Regions from separate parts of the Homo sapiens genome. Here regions 2 and 3 are each linked to region 1. The links are chromatin contacts, found by Hi-C or POLR2A ChIA-PET in ENCODE. All regions are on one chromosome and are shown on one strand. The core of a region is the stretch at or near the end of the contact, and the rest is flanking DNA. Distances in the headings are between cores, read along the strand shown.

Region 1 (4,575 bases), core at 1,148-3,647:
CGTAGCTCACGCCTGTAATCCCAGCACTTTGGGAGGCTAATGTGGGCAGATCGCTTGAATCCAGGAGTTCAAGACCAGCCTGGGCAACAGGGCGAAACCCTATCTCTACAAAATATACCAAAAATTAGCCAGGCATGGTGGCATGTGTCTGTGGTCCCAGCTACTCGGGAGGCTGAGGTTAGAGGATCACTTGAGCCTGGGAGGCTGAGGCTGCAGTTAGCCAAGATAGCACCACTGCACTCCAGCTTGGGTGATGGAGCGAGATCCTGTCTCAAAAAATAAAAATAATTTTTAAAAAAGTAGTTCTATGAGTGCAGTACATGTCTGTAATCCCAGCACTTTGCAAGGCCGAGGCAGGAGGATCACCTGAGGTCAGGAGTTCAAGACCAGCCTAATCAACATAGTGAAGCCCTGTCTCTACTAAAAATTAAAAAAAAAAAAATTAAAAATTAGCTGGACATGGTGGCTCGCACCTGTAGTCCCAGCTACTCAGGAGAAGGAGGCAGGAGAATCGCTTGAACCCCAGAGGGGGAGGTTGCAGTGAGCCAAGATCACGACACTGTACTCCCTAGCCTGGCCAACAGAACGAGATTCCGTTTAAAAAAAAAAAAAAGTTTTATGAGTGGAAGAATTTCTCTAAGGATTTTGGTCCGTGGAGTCAGACTCTCCCCCAGTGTCTTAGTCACCCCCTGCCCAGCCTGGTTCCCTCATCCACCAAGAATTCATGACCAACTGCCAGAAGCTTTGTGTTATGCCGCCAGCCTCCCTGATCCTGAGCACCTTCCAAAGCCTCACTCTATTGCTCATGGATATACTGGGTTGTTATCTGCTGACTTGGTTGTTTTCTCCTTGTGATGTAAACTTAATAGAGAGATGAGCTAACACCCTAACTATCTAGAAGAGTAACTCCTTTGATTGTTAAGGATGAACATAACTCATCTGTTTTCTTCCTTACCATTCTCGCCCACCTTCAGTTGCAGATATGGTGTTATGAAGAGGTTCTAATGAGTTTATTCCAATGATGATTCAAAAGTCCTGTTATCCACCCCCCAGCCCTGGAGGGTGAGAGGACAGTTGAGGAGGAACTGGTCAAGGCATGTTCCCTAAAACTAGAGCACATATCTTTCCAGTTAGCGAGTGGCTGTTTAACGCAAGGAACATCCTGCAATCCTATGAAAGAGGATGCAAAAGATATGCAGGATACCCTTTATATATGCAAAGGAGGAGGTCAAAACATATTTCCTGCCTTCTAGGTCCTTACAACAGGGCTAGATTGTCTTGTAGGGTCCGTGAAAGGTCTAAAACTCAGGACTTCCACTTATGGGAGAGAGAAAAGTTTCAAGGTAGGGAGAGAGTTTTTGTTGTGTGTTCTAAGAAATTGGGAGCTATATCCTTCACCTTGTTTCACCTTCCCTGCAGAACCAGTGGGGCAGTCCTTTGAAAAATAAGTGGGTAGGGTTTCTTGTCCAATTTGCTTCCCCTTAGGTACACCACTAAGTAAACCATCATTCTCTCCTTAGGCACACCATTATTCTGTTCCCCATTTCACAATGTCTGTCTGGATGTATAAAAGCCCTCTCAATGGGCTCCCTAAAGCGTCTGCCAGTAGGGGCTCCCACCCTCTTTCCTCAACACTCCCAATCCACCGCAGCCCAGAGCACAGTGTCTGCTTATCTAACCATCTGACTCCCCCGTATACTACATTCTTGAGCTGTTTTTCACCCCCCTATTTGCTAACCGTGGGCCGTACATAGGGTGGACCCCTATATTTTGTTAAACTGGAGTGATTCTACGCAAATGCACGCTCCTACCTATCGGCACTCCCAGCCTGCAGAAATTGTATGCCTTATGTTCAGCACTAAACTCAAATCTAACCAAGGAAGTCCGGATCCCATAGGGTTCTTCCTACTCTCCAGTTCGGTTTATTTTAAGGCCAACAGCCCTAGCTTCACGTCCCTCCTTCACAGCCTTCTTTCCTTCCCTCCTGCCGGATGCGCCCGGCAGCCGTTGAGCACAAGCCCAGCGGATCTGGAAGGAGACCCCGCCGCGACCGGGGAAAATTGAGCGAACTTGGGCGCAAAACCCGCCCGGCAACTCGTGACGTCATCTCGTCCCGCGCTCGGATAGGCTGTACCCACTCCACGCTGGTTGAGGCGCTCTTAAAGTCCTTTGTAACCCAGATTGGAGCCTGAGGGGACCTCTCGTGGACGCCCACAGAAATGCACTCGAGAGGAACATAAAAGCATCACACTTAAGCGCTCGAAAGAAAGCCCCACGAACCCATAAAGGCTCCTCCCCGCTCCTTCCTCGAAGCTCCTCCTTCATCCTGCACCTCGGCTGTGGATTTATTTCCCCTTTGTTGACTCGGCCATCGGCCTGCCGGGCCTGGCGTTTCCCAGAAGGCCCAGCGCCGGGAAGGGGTTTGCAGCTGCTCCGTCATCGTGCGGCCCGACGCTATCTCGCGCTCGTGTGCAGGCCCGGCTCGGCTCCTGGTCCCCGGTGCGAGGGTTAACGCGAGGCCCCGGCCTCGGTCCCCGGACTAGGCCGTGACCCCGGGTGCCATGAAGCAGGAGGGCTCGGCGCGGCGCCGCGGCGCGGACAAGGCGAAACCGCCGCCCGGCGGAGGAGAACAAGAACCCCCACCGCCGCCGGCCCCCCAGGATGTGGAGATGAAAGAGGAGGCAGCGACGGGTGGCGGGTCGACGGGGGAGGCAGACGGCAAGACGGCGGCGGCAGCGGCTGAGCACTCCCAGCGAGAGCTGGACACAGTCACCTTGGAGGGTACGGCAGCCCAGGCCGGGAACGTGCCGCGATCGCGGGTGACAGCGACCCCTGTGATTTGGCTTCTTGCTGGGAAGCCACAGCAGCCTCCACCACCCTCAGTTCTTTGGGATCACCCCCAGATACCTGCTCCCACTGCCCCGACACTCCCGACTCCAGGCCCAATGACTGAACCTTCTCTCCAGGCTGGGAACCACTCCCCTCCCATCCCCTCCATCCCCATATCTGGGGTTGCATCTATATCTAGGTCCCAGTGGGCCTGGGGACTCCCTCTTTTAAGTCCTCCCCTCTGACCTATTCCGTTTATATCCCACCCGACTGATTTTAGCGCCTCCAATATATGACTGATTGTTCCCGCTGGAAACCAGTGTTTGTGTCTGTGTGTAAACAGGGCCAGGATGACCTAGAATATTGACTCCTGAGTTTTAAAACTGTACAGCAGATTTTTGTTGTCCTAGCTGCCTTTAGCACACTCCCCCGAATGAACCATTTCGACCTAGTATCTTGTTTCCTACTTCTCTAACTGAAGTGTCCCAACAGTCCCCTTGCTGTCTCCTCCCTTCAGGTCCTTACTGCCCCTCTGTTTCTAAAGGGTTTAAGTACATACACACTTAAAACTTTTCGGGTGTCATCTTTGTTTGGTTTTGTAATACTCAACCTTTGGCCTAAACTCCTATATACCGGTGTCTCCTATTTCTTTTCTCCGAGGTTCCTGTTTCGAGTGTCTGTAGTCCTCTTGTTCCTCCAAGTTCATGTTTTACTTTTCCCACTTACAGCGTCCTGTTTCCATTTGAAGTGGGCAAAGTGAGAGCTTCCCACTGTGATCCTGGTGCCATTTTCCTGGTTCTGGATCAAGTGGGACCAGACTACTTACTAGGTTTTCTTTTCACTAAAATGCGTGAGAAACTAGCTCAAAAACATTGAGATAAGCAAAGTTATCCTCCTAGGTGGTGCTTTTGAGGATGTGATGGTGTTGACTACATCAGCTCTTACTGTAAAGTTGAGCAACAGGATCGATATTTAATAGAGATCCTTTTACCTAAAGTAGTGGCAGCAATGTCAAAGGTGCCACTCAGCATTGCCTACTGGGTGTGTTTATTACAGGCACTTCATTTTCTTCTTGTAAAGTAATTCATATTCATTGCAGAAATTGTGGAATGTATGAGAAGTTAAAAGCAGGGGATAAAAAACATGGTTAACATTTTTTCTTGTGAATTTTTGAGCTGTTCTCCTATAATTGAGAGCAAGTTATGTATACAGTTTGTATCAAGGCATAACTAAATATAAATTTTGAATTTTATGTGTTTTCATTAACATTCGTAAACATAATCAGCATTCAATTTATTCCAGAAACATTTATTGAATACCCAATATAATGGTTAAGAGTACAAGTTCTGGAATTAGTTCCCTCATCTGTATAAATACAAGTAATAGTACAGTACTTTATTGGGTTGTTGTGAACATTAAAATGCTTAAAACTGTGCCTAGCACATAAATATCAGCTGTTATTATTTATATCATTAGTGTGGCCCAGATACCCTGTGCTAATCGGTGAATATACAGAAGTGCCTAAGAAACTACTCATTGATTGCATTCCCTTATTGCTTTGCATTTAAACTGTTTCTAGTTTCTTGCTATCATAAATAGCTTTGAAGCAATCATCTTTGTGCCCAACTTAAAAAATCTACTTTTCTAATTATTTCTTCAGTACAGATTCCCACCAAAACCTATATGCCTGAGTTTAAAAGGCTGAACATTTTAAAGGTTTTTGATAGTTATTGTCCAGAAAAACTG
Region 2 (4,575 bases), core at 663-3,162, 490 kb before region 1:
CTGAACTGGTAGGACATAACCTATCAAATACTCATTCTGTCTTGAAATAAACATGCTAAAAATGTAATATTTTAGAAGCAGTATACATTTTTCATACATGTTCAATATCCCTAATCCAAAAATCTAGAAATCCTCCAAAATCAGGAACATTTTTAGCGCTGACATGATACTCAAAGGAAATGCTCATTGGAGCATTTCAGTATTCAGATTTTTGCATTGAATATGCTCATCCAGTATAATGCAAATAATCCAAAATCTAAAAATTTTAAAAATTTGAAACACTCAGGCCGGGTGCGGTGGCTCACGCCTGTAATCCCAGAACTTTGGGAGGCCGAGGCGGGCGGATCACGAGGTCAGGAGATCGAGACCATCCTGGCTAACATGGTGAAACCCCGTCTCTACTAAAAATACAAAAAATTAGCCAGGCGTGATGGTGGGTGCCTGTGGTCCCAGCTACTCGGGAGGCTGAGGCAGGAGAATGGCGTGAACCCAGGAGGCGGAGCTTGCAGTGAGCTGAGATCGCGCCACTGCAGTCCAGCCTGGGCGACAGGGCGAGACTCTGTCTCAAAAAAAAAAAAAAAAAAAGTTCAGACACTCTGGTTTGAGGCATTGTGGATAAGAGAGTACCTAATCTGTATTAGTACTTTATTTGAGCTCATAAAGTAAACATTGGAGAAAACAAAAATATGAAACACAGATTGGCTGGGCATGGTGGCTGATGCCTGTGATCCCAGCACTTTAGGAGGCCAAGCTGGAGGATTGCTTCAGGTGGGAGTTTGAGACCAGAGCTTAGGCATCCCCCCCCTTTTTTTTTTTTTTTTTTTTTTGGGAAACAGAGTCTCACTCTGTCGCCAGGCTGGAGTGCAGTGGCTCAATCTCAGCTCACTAATCTCCACCTCCCGGGTTCAGGTGATTCCCCTGCCTCAGCCTCCTGAGTAGCTGGGACTAACAGGCGGGTGCCACCACGCCTGGCTAATTTTTTTTGTATTTTGGTAGAGACAGGGTTTCACAATGTTTGCCAGGATGGTCTTGATCTCCTGACCTCATGATCCCCGGCCTCGGCCCCCTAAAGTGCTGGGATTATAGGCATGAGCCACTGTGCCTGGCCCCTGTCTCTTAAAAAAAAAAAAAGCAGCTGTGGTGGTATGCACCTGTAGTCTCAGCTGCTTGGAATGTTGTAGTGGGTAGATCACTTGAGCCTCGAGGCTGCAGTCAGCTATGATTGCACCACTACAGTCCAGCTTGGGTGACACAGCAAGATCCTGTCTCCAAACAGACAAAAAACCATAGACTGAATTTATTTGAAATGATGATGACACAATTAAAATACCTTAATTTTTCTTTTTTCTTTTTCTTTTTTTTTTTTTGAGACAGAGTCTTGCTCTGTCGCCCAGGCTGGAGTGCAGTGGGGTGATCTTGGCTCACTGCAACCTCTGCCTCCTGGGTTGAAGCGATTCTCCTTCCTCAGGTTCCCAAGTAGCTGGGATTTTGGGAGTGCACCACCATGCCCAGCTAATTTTTGTACTTTTAGTAGAGATGCGGTTTCACCATGTTGGCTAGGCTGGTCTTGAACTCCTGACTTCAGGTGATCCGCCCGCTTGGCCTCCCAAAGTGCTGGGATTACAGACATGAGCCACTGCACCCTGCCTCTTTTTTTTTTTTTTTTTTTTTTCTGTGAAACAGAATCTTGCTCTGTCACTTAGACTGGAGTGCAGTGGCACAATCATGGCTCACTGCAACCTTGGCCTCCTTCCCTGGCTCAAGTGATCCTCTCGCTTCAGCCTCGATAGTAGCTGGGACCAGAAGTGCATGCCACCACTCCCAGCTAACTTTGTTTATTTTTTTTAGAGATAAGGTCTCACTATGTTGCTCAGGCTGGTCTTGAACTCCTGGGCTCAAGCAATCTTCCTGCCTTGGCTCCCAAAGTAGTGGGATTACAGGCATGAGTCACCATGCTCAGCCTGATTTTTCTTGTTCTTCTAGTGAAGCCAAACCAAGAAGAAATCTGTTTTGAATAATGAGGAATTGAGATTTGTAAAGAATATTCCGACAGTGGTTGAGAAATTACAAGTTTTTTTTCGCTGAACATCTTAAAAATTAGAATAATTTAAAAAATCTATGTTGGTGGGGTGCGGTGGCTCATGTCTGTAATCCCAGCACTTTGGGAGGCTGAGGTGGGCAGATCATGAGGTCAGGAGTTCGAGTCCAGCCTGGCCAATATGGTGAAACCCCATCTCTACTAAAAATACAAAAAACTAGCCGGGCGTAGTGGCACACGCCTGTAGTCCCAGCTACTTGGGAGGCTGAGGTAGCAGAATCACTTGAACCCAGGAGGCAGAGGTTGCAGTGAGCCAAGATTGCACCACTGTACTCCAACCTGGGCAATAGAGGGAGACTCCGTCTCAAAAAAAAAGAATCTATATTACATTGTGACTCAAAGAGTTTTCTGATAATAAGTTTTGTTTCTAGGATGGAAAAATCTGAGTGCAGATTATAATAATGTTGCATGTTCATCTCTCCCAGTATTTCAACAGAAAGTTTCAGATGATCATTATCTACTCCACTGACTATCCCAGTTCTGGTTGATGTGGTACAAACTAACCTATATTGTATTGTTCTGTCTGATTTACAAGGGATTAAAACGATAAAAATTGGCAGGAGTCAATAGCTGTTGAGATTTATGTTCTTATATTTTGAGTAAATGACATTCTTTTATGGAAAATTCACACACAAGGGTTAACAGTATTCTTTAAAAAGATACATTGCAAGAGATAGATCTTTGTGGTCTAGGAAATATTCATGCAAAGCACCAATATTTTCCTTTATAACTACCTGTCATAAAAATAGAGAAGATTGCCTGTGGTTAAGGTTCTCAGATCTTTTTCAACCATCTGATACTGTGAAGGAATAGAGAAGACCTATCTGGCCTGATTTTATTTGTAGACATGAGTTAGTCTGTTGTACTATAGATGTCTTATTTTTTCTGAGGATGTGCATGACACAATTTTTTTTTTTTTTTTTTTTTTTTTTTGAGATAAAGTCTTGCCCTGTCACCCAGGCTGGAGTGCAGTGGCACGATCTCGGCTTACTGCAACCTTGACCTCCCCAGTTCAAGCAATTCTCATGCCTCACAAGTAGCTGGAACTACAGGCACATGCCACCATGCCCAGCTAATTTTTGTATCTTTATTTAATAGAGATGAGGTTTCACCATGTTGGCCAGGTTGGTCTTGAACTCCTGGGCTCAACTGATCCGCCTGCCTTGGCCTCCCAAAGTGTTGGTATTACGGGCATGAGCCACCACACCTGGCTCTTGGCACAAAATTTCTCTACCACTTATTAATAAATTGAGATAGGCAAAAAATTGTATCTGGGCCATACGTGGTAGGAGGCGAGGCAAGAGCATCACTTGGGGAGGTCCAGGATTTTGTGACTAGCCTGGGCAATATGGCAAGACCTTGTCTCTACAAAAAATTTCAAGAATTAGCTGGGTGTGTTGGTGTGTGCCGTGGTCCCAGCTTCTTAGGAGGCTAAGGTGAAAGTGTTGCTTGAGCCCGGGAAATTGAGGCTGCAGTGAGCCATGATTGTGTCATTGCATTCCAGCCTGGGCAACAAAGTGAGTCCCTGTCTCAAAAAAAAAAAAAGATTGAAAACTGACTTTTCTGATCTATTCCTGGAAACCTATCTTTCTACAAAACCCCACTGACTACTATAATTTACTGATTACTGGGAGAGGCTTCTGCCACCAGGTGCCTTAATAATTCTGAAATAGTTGCTTGGACCCTTTTTCTTTAGATTTTTAGTTTGATGATTGTCTATTTTGGCTGGTCAGGTTTGCCTTCTGCTTTGAAGTGAACGGAATGATTCAGTATATTTTTTATTAGTTTTGACTTACAACTTAGCTATATTTCTATTTTTTTGTAAATATCTTCGGCAATTTATATTTTTTACAGGGAAAGCATTCTAAAATACTATTTCTTTTTTCCAAGATTTTTGCACCTCTTTAGCGATAGAGTAGTATTAAATTGTTGAGCTCTTCTTGTTTGTTAAATCTTTGCTAAAATGTAGAGTAAATTCGATGAACTCCACGAGTTGCAGTGATACTTTGTGAATTTAAGAAAATTACTTCCTGCATTTTATTTCTATTTTTAAATTTTTTATTTTTCGAGACAGAGCTGCCCTTTGTTGCCCAGGGTGGAGTGCAATGGCATGGTGATGGCTCACTGTAGCTTTGACTTCCTGGGCTCAAATGATGCTCCCACCCCAGGACTGCCGGTTGCCATCTGCCCCCAAGTAGCTGGAAACACACACTTATACCACCATGTCCAGCTAATTATTTTTGAGACAGAGTCTTGTCACCCAGGCTGGAGTGCAGTCGTGCGATCTCAGCTCACTGCAACCTCCTCCTCCTAGGCTCAAGCAATTCTCCTGCCTCAGCCTCTCGAGTAGCTGGAATTACACCACCACACCCAGTTAATTTTTTTTTTTTTTTTTTCGAGATGGAGTCTCACTCTGTCTCTCCGGCTGGAGTGCAGTGGCGCGATCTCAGCTCACTGCAACCTCCACCCCTGGGGTT
Region 3 (4,575 bases), core at 1,224-3,723, 280 kb before region 1:
GGTGATCCACCTGCCTTGGCCTCCCAAAGTGCTGCAATTACAGGCATGAGCCACCGCACCCAGCCGTGCTAGGGTCTTTTTCTGTTCAATTCCTTTCTCTCTCTTGCTCTCTTTCTTTCTTTCAATGGAGTCTTACTCTGTCACCCAGGCTGGAGTGCAGTGGCAAGATCTCAGCTCACTGCAACCTCTGCCCTCTGAGTTCAAGCAATTCTCCTGCCTCAGCCTCCCGAGTAGCTGGGATTACAGGTGCCTGCCACCACACCTAGTTAATTTTTGTACTTTTAGTAGAGATGGGGTTTTGTCATGTTGGCCAGGCTGGTCTCGAACTCCTGACCTCGTGATCTGCCTGTCTTGGCCTCCCAAAGTGCTGGGATTACAGGCATGAGCCGCCATACTCGGCCAACTTTGTATTACTTTCTTAAAGAGAGTTTCCCAAATTATATAAGCTTCAGGCCCCACAAAACCTAGATCTGCCCCAGTATAACTAAATCTGGGACCATTTATTGAGCAATTATTATGTGCCAAGTATTGCGCTGAGTGCTTCCAGAGCATTATCTCCTTTAACCCCAGCATAGTATGTCAGATGCTGTTTTACAGATGAGCCAACTGAGACCAGAGATGCTCAGTCACTTGCCCAAGGTGACATGACTGATATGGAATAGAGTCAAGATTTTTTTTTTTTTTTTTGACACGGAGTCTCACTCTGTCTCCCAGGCTGGAGTGCAGAGGCGCAATCTCAGCTCACTGCAAGCTCTGCCTCCCAGGTTCACGCCATTCTCCTGCCTCAGCCTCCTGAGTAGCTGGGACTACAGGCACCCGCCACCACACCTGGCTAATTTTTTGTATTTTTAGCAGAGACAGGGTTTCACCGTGTTAGCCAGGATGGTCTCGATCTCCTGACCTCGTGATCTGCCTGCCTCGGCCTCCCAAAGTGCTGGAATTACAGGTGTGAGCCACCGCGACTGGCCAGATTCAAGATTTGAACCCAGGTCCTCTTGGTCCCAGAGGCCCCTGTTTCTCAACTCCCTAGGATGGCATAGCAACCTGTCCCACAAGAGGTGCCTGCTTTAAGTGTGCTCAGCACATGGAAGCAAGTTTAGAAATGCAAGTGTATACCTGTAAAGAGGTGTGGGAGATGGGGGGGAGGGAAGAGAGAAAGAGATGCTGGTGTCCTTCATTCTCCAGTCCCTGATAGGTGCCTTTGATCCCTTCTTGACCAGTATAGCTGCATTCTTGGCTGGGGCATTCCAACTAGAACTGCCAAATTTAGCACATAAAAATAAGGAGGCCCAGTTAAATTTGAATTTCAGATAAACAATGAATAATTTGTTAGTATAAATATGTCCCATGCAATATCTTGTTGAAATTAAAAAAAAAAAAAAAAGTCTTCCTTCCATCCCCACCCCTACCACTAGGCCTAAGGAATAGGGTCAGGGGCTCCAAATAGAATGTGGTTGAGAAGTGGAATTAAGCAGGCTAATAGAAGGCAAGGGGCAAAGAAGAAACCTTGAATGCATTGGGTGCTGGGTGCCTCCTTAAATAAGCAAGAAGGGTGCATTTTGAAGAATTGAGATAGAAGTCTTTTTGGGCTGGGTGCAGTTGCTCGTGGTTGTAATTCCAGCACTTTGGGAGGCTGAGGCGGGAGGATCACCTGAGGTTGGGAGTTCAAGACCAGCCTCACCAACGTGGAGAAACCCTGTCTTTACTAAAAATACAAAAAATTAGCTGGTCATGGTGGCACATGCCTGTAATCCCAGCTGCTCGGGAGGCTGAGGCAGGAGAATCACTTGAACCAGGGAGGCAGAGGTTGTGGTGAGCAGAGATCGCGCCATTGCTCTCCAGCCTGGGCAACAAGAGCAAAAGTTCGTTTAAAAAAAAAAAAAAGTCCTTTCGATGTGACTGTCTCCTCCCAAATTTGTAGACCCTCTTAAGATCATGCTTTTCAGATACTTCAAAGATTCCAGAAGATATGCCCCGGGGGTCCTGGAAGCCACAAGGTAAACACAACACATCCCCCTCCTTGACTATCAATTTTACTAGAGGATGTGGTGGGAAAACCATTATTTGATATTAAAACAAATAGGCTTGGGATGGAGTAGGATGCAAGCTCCCCAGGAAAGTTTAAGATAAAACCTGAGACTTAAAAGGGTGTTAAGAGTGGCAGCCTAGGGAATTTATCCCGGACTCCGGGGGAGGGGGCAGAGTCACCAGCCTCTGCATTTAGGGATTCTCCGAGGAAAAGTGTGAGAACGGCTGCAGGCAACCCAGGCGTCCCGGCGCTAGGAGGGACGCACCCAGGCCTGCGCGAAGAGAGGGAGAAAGTGAAGCTGGGAGTTGCCACTCCCAGACTTGTTGGAATGCAGTTGGAGGGGGCGAGCTGGGAGCGCGCTTGCTCCCAATCACAGGAGAAGGAGGAGGTGGAGGAGGAGGGCTGCTTGAGGAAGTATAAGAATGAAGTTGTGAAGCTGAGATTCCCCTCCATTGGGACCGGAGAAACCAGGGGAGCCCCCCGGGCAGCCGCGCGCCCCTTCCCACGGGGCCCTTTACTGCGCCGCGCGCCCGGCCCCCACCCCTCGCAGCACCCCGCGCCCCGCGCCCTCCCAGCCGGGTCCAGCCGGAGCCATGGGGCCGGAGCCGCAGTGAGCACCATGGAGCTGGCGGCCTTGTGCCGCTGGGGGCTCCTCCTCGCCCTCTTGCCCCCCGGAGCCGCGAGCACCCAAGGTGGGTCTGGTGTGGGGAGGGGACGGAGCAGCGGCGGGACCCTGCCCTGTGGATGCCCCGCCGAGGTCCCGCGGCCGGCGGGGCCAGAGGGGCCCGGACGAGCTCTCCTATCCCGAAGTTGTGGACAGTCGAGACGCTCAGGGCAGCCGGGCCCTGGGGCCCTCGGGCGGGAGGGGGCAGTTACACGGCAGCGGCTCGAGATGGCCCATCCAAGAGACTGGCGCTTTCCAGGCTCCGAGGGGCTCCGGGAACTTGTCAAAGAAGTTCTCTGAAATTGTTCAGAAAGTTTTCCCGCAAAGGGTGTATTGCGTAGAGCGCGCGCGCGCGTTTCCCCCCTTCTTGAGCCCCCTCAAGCTTTCTCAAAGCCTTTCCAGTTGGCAGCCTCCGCCTCCGGACTGGCCTGGGCTGGATTCCTTGGGGGGGTCCTCTGCCCTGCCCCTCCTCCAGCCCCTCCCCGCTCCCCTTCAGACGATTTTGGTTTGGTTGCTCCTGCTTCTGGCGGGGTCGGGTGTGTGTGTGTGTGGTGGAGTGGAGGGTGGCATAGCAACCTGTCCCAACCAGAGCCGGGGAGGAAAGGGTGGCCCGGAGGGTGGCCTCTTGCTGGGGTCTGGGTTGGGGGCGGGGGAGACGTTTGCTTTGAACAGATTCTTGGGGCCAGCTTAGGGACTGTGCTCTGTGACTTTTGGAGCGCGTGGACCATGGAGGGGTGGGGGTGGGTTTCTTGGGGTGTAAAGTGGGAGAGTTCCCAGAGAAGGAAGCTAAGAAATAAGGCCAGATGGGAGCCTAGGGAGGGCTGCGTTGTTCTGCTGCCTTTTCCTTGGTGCTGTGCGTGGGGAAGGGTGAGTGGGGGCAGTGTGTATCCTGACCCATCTGTCCACCTGTGTGCATTAATCATAAAAGCTAACATATAGCCTGGGCCAGGTATACTCTGCCAGGAACTGTTTGTGGTGTTTTGCATGCATTCTCCTTTAATCCTAGAACACCCCTATAGTGGAAGTTCTGCCAGCATTCTGGACTGAGTAGCAGTCCAGAGGTTGAGTAGCAGCTAGTAAGTGGTGGGGTCAAGATGGGACCCCAGGCAGTGCGACCCCCAACCATGCATTCGAAATCGCTATATGGATGAGTGCACCTGGAGCAATGAGGGACACTGCTCCCTGAGTCACTGGGCTGCAGGGGAGACAAAATGAAAGTGTTCTGGGAGTCGTGGGTGGTCTCCATAGGTCAGAGGGTCTGGGGAGGGAGTGGGTGTCATCGTGGCTGTGTGTTGCCCGAGGGGCCCTCTGTGAGTGAGTGCATGGCCGTGTTATCTCTGCAGGTCTACGCCAGGGTGTTCCTCAGTTGTGTGGTCTTTGTATTTGTGTGTCTGGGCTTTGTGTTGCCAAACAGCAGTCTCTCTGCTGACTTGGGGACACAGGCTGAACTCTGTCCTCTGCAGGAACTCCCTTAAGGTGCTGGGCCAGATCTGCCATAAACAGAGGGAGGTAGCCTTCTATGGCCACGCCTTCTTGCTGAGGAAGAAGGTTCCTCTCTTCCAGGGAGTACATCCTTGCCCTCCCTGTTTCCCAGACAAGCATCTTCACCTCTCATCTTCTGATGAGAAGGGTGAGGCCATACTGAGCTGTCAGGCTGAGCTGCTGCCCTTCCTCACCTTGGGCTGGGAGTTGATCAGGGAATGGCAGTTGCTGCAGAGCTGGATTTGAGGGCTGGGTTCTCTGGATGGGGCCTCCTCATGTCCTCACCCCTCAACCTGCACTATTGATTGTGTTGTGCAGGAGTTAGTTAAAAAGTCATTGCACAGCCTGGGCAACAAGGCAAAACTCTGTACAAAAAATACAAAAATTAGTTGGATGTGAT

Evidence for each region. Hi-C counts contacts between places; a loop is a spot of excess contacts on that map. ChIA-PET counts read pairs that join two places held with the same protein, here RNA polymerase II (POLR2A). Pooled maps may share reads with other maps.
Region 2: a pooled map shows a loop between it and region 1 (2.9-fold over the local background). The contact joins the enhancer-like site here to the promoter of PSMD3 in region 1. A Hi-C loop is called at or near these places in 2 of 50 pooled maps. POLR2A ChIA-PET finds 5 or more read pairs at or near these places in 3 of 52 experiments (CD8-positive, alpha-beta memory T cell, K562 and endothelial cell of umbilical vein).
Region 3: a loop to region 1 is called in a map of Calu3, with 2.6 times the contacts of the local background. The contact joins the promoter of ERBB2 here to the promoter of PSMD3 in region 1. A Hi-C loop is called at or near these places in 2 of 168 maps with a recorded cell type or tissue (Calu3 and sciatic nerve) and 4 of 50 pooled maps. POLR2A ChIA-PET finds 5 or more read pairs at or near these places in 4 of 52 experiments (HEK293, HepG2, MCF 10A and 1 more).

The regions. Positions count from the first base shown.
Region 1 is chr17:39,978,410-39,982,984 of GRCh38, forward strand. PSMD3 (proteasome 26S subunit, non-ATPase 3) reads left to right here and starts at 2,398. Exons shown (of 12, transcript NM_002809.4): 1 at 2,398-2,781. The coding sequence starts at 2,562. RefSeq lists enhancers at 208-1,407, 1,829-2,008, 2,229-2,508, 2,309-3,286 and a silencer at 2,689-2,738.
Region 2 is chr17:39,484,604-39,489,178 of GRCh38, forward strand. The region is part of intron 2 of CDK12 (cyclin dependent kinase 12); the gene reads left to right. Among named protein-coding and RNA genes, the nearest start is that of CDK12, 25 kb to the left of the region's middle. Within about 2 kb of position 1,913, at least 3 of the 41 ENCODE cell types and tissues checked have a DNase peak (open chromatin) inside an H3K27ac peak, as active enhancers do.
Region 3 is chr17:39,697,591-39,702,165 of GRCh38, forward strand. ERBB2 (erb-b2 receptor tyrosine kinase 2) reads left to right here and starts at 2,474. Exons shown (of 27, transcript NM_004448.4): 1 at 2,474-2,721. The coding sequence starts at 2,649. RefSeq lists enhancers at 3,456-3,957, 3,958-4,457.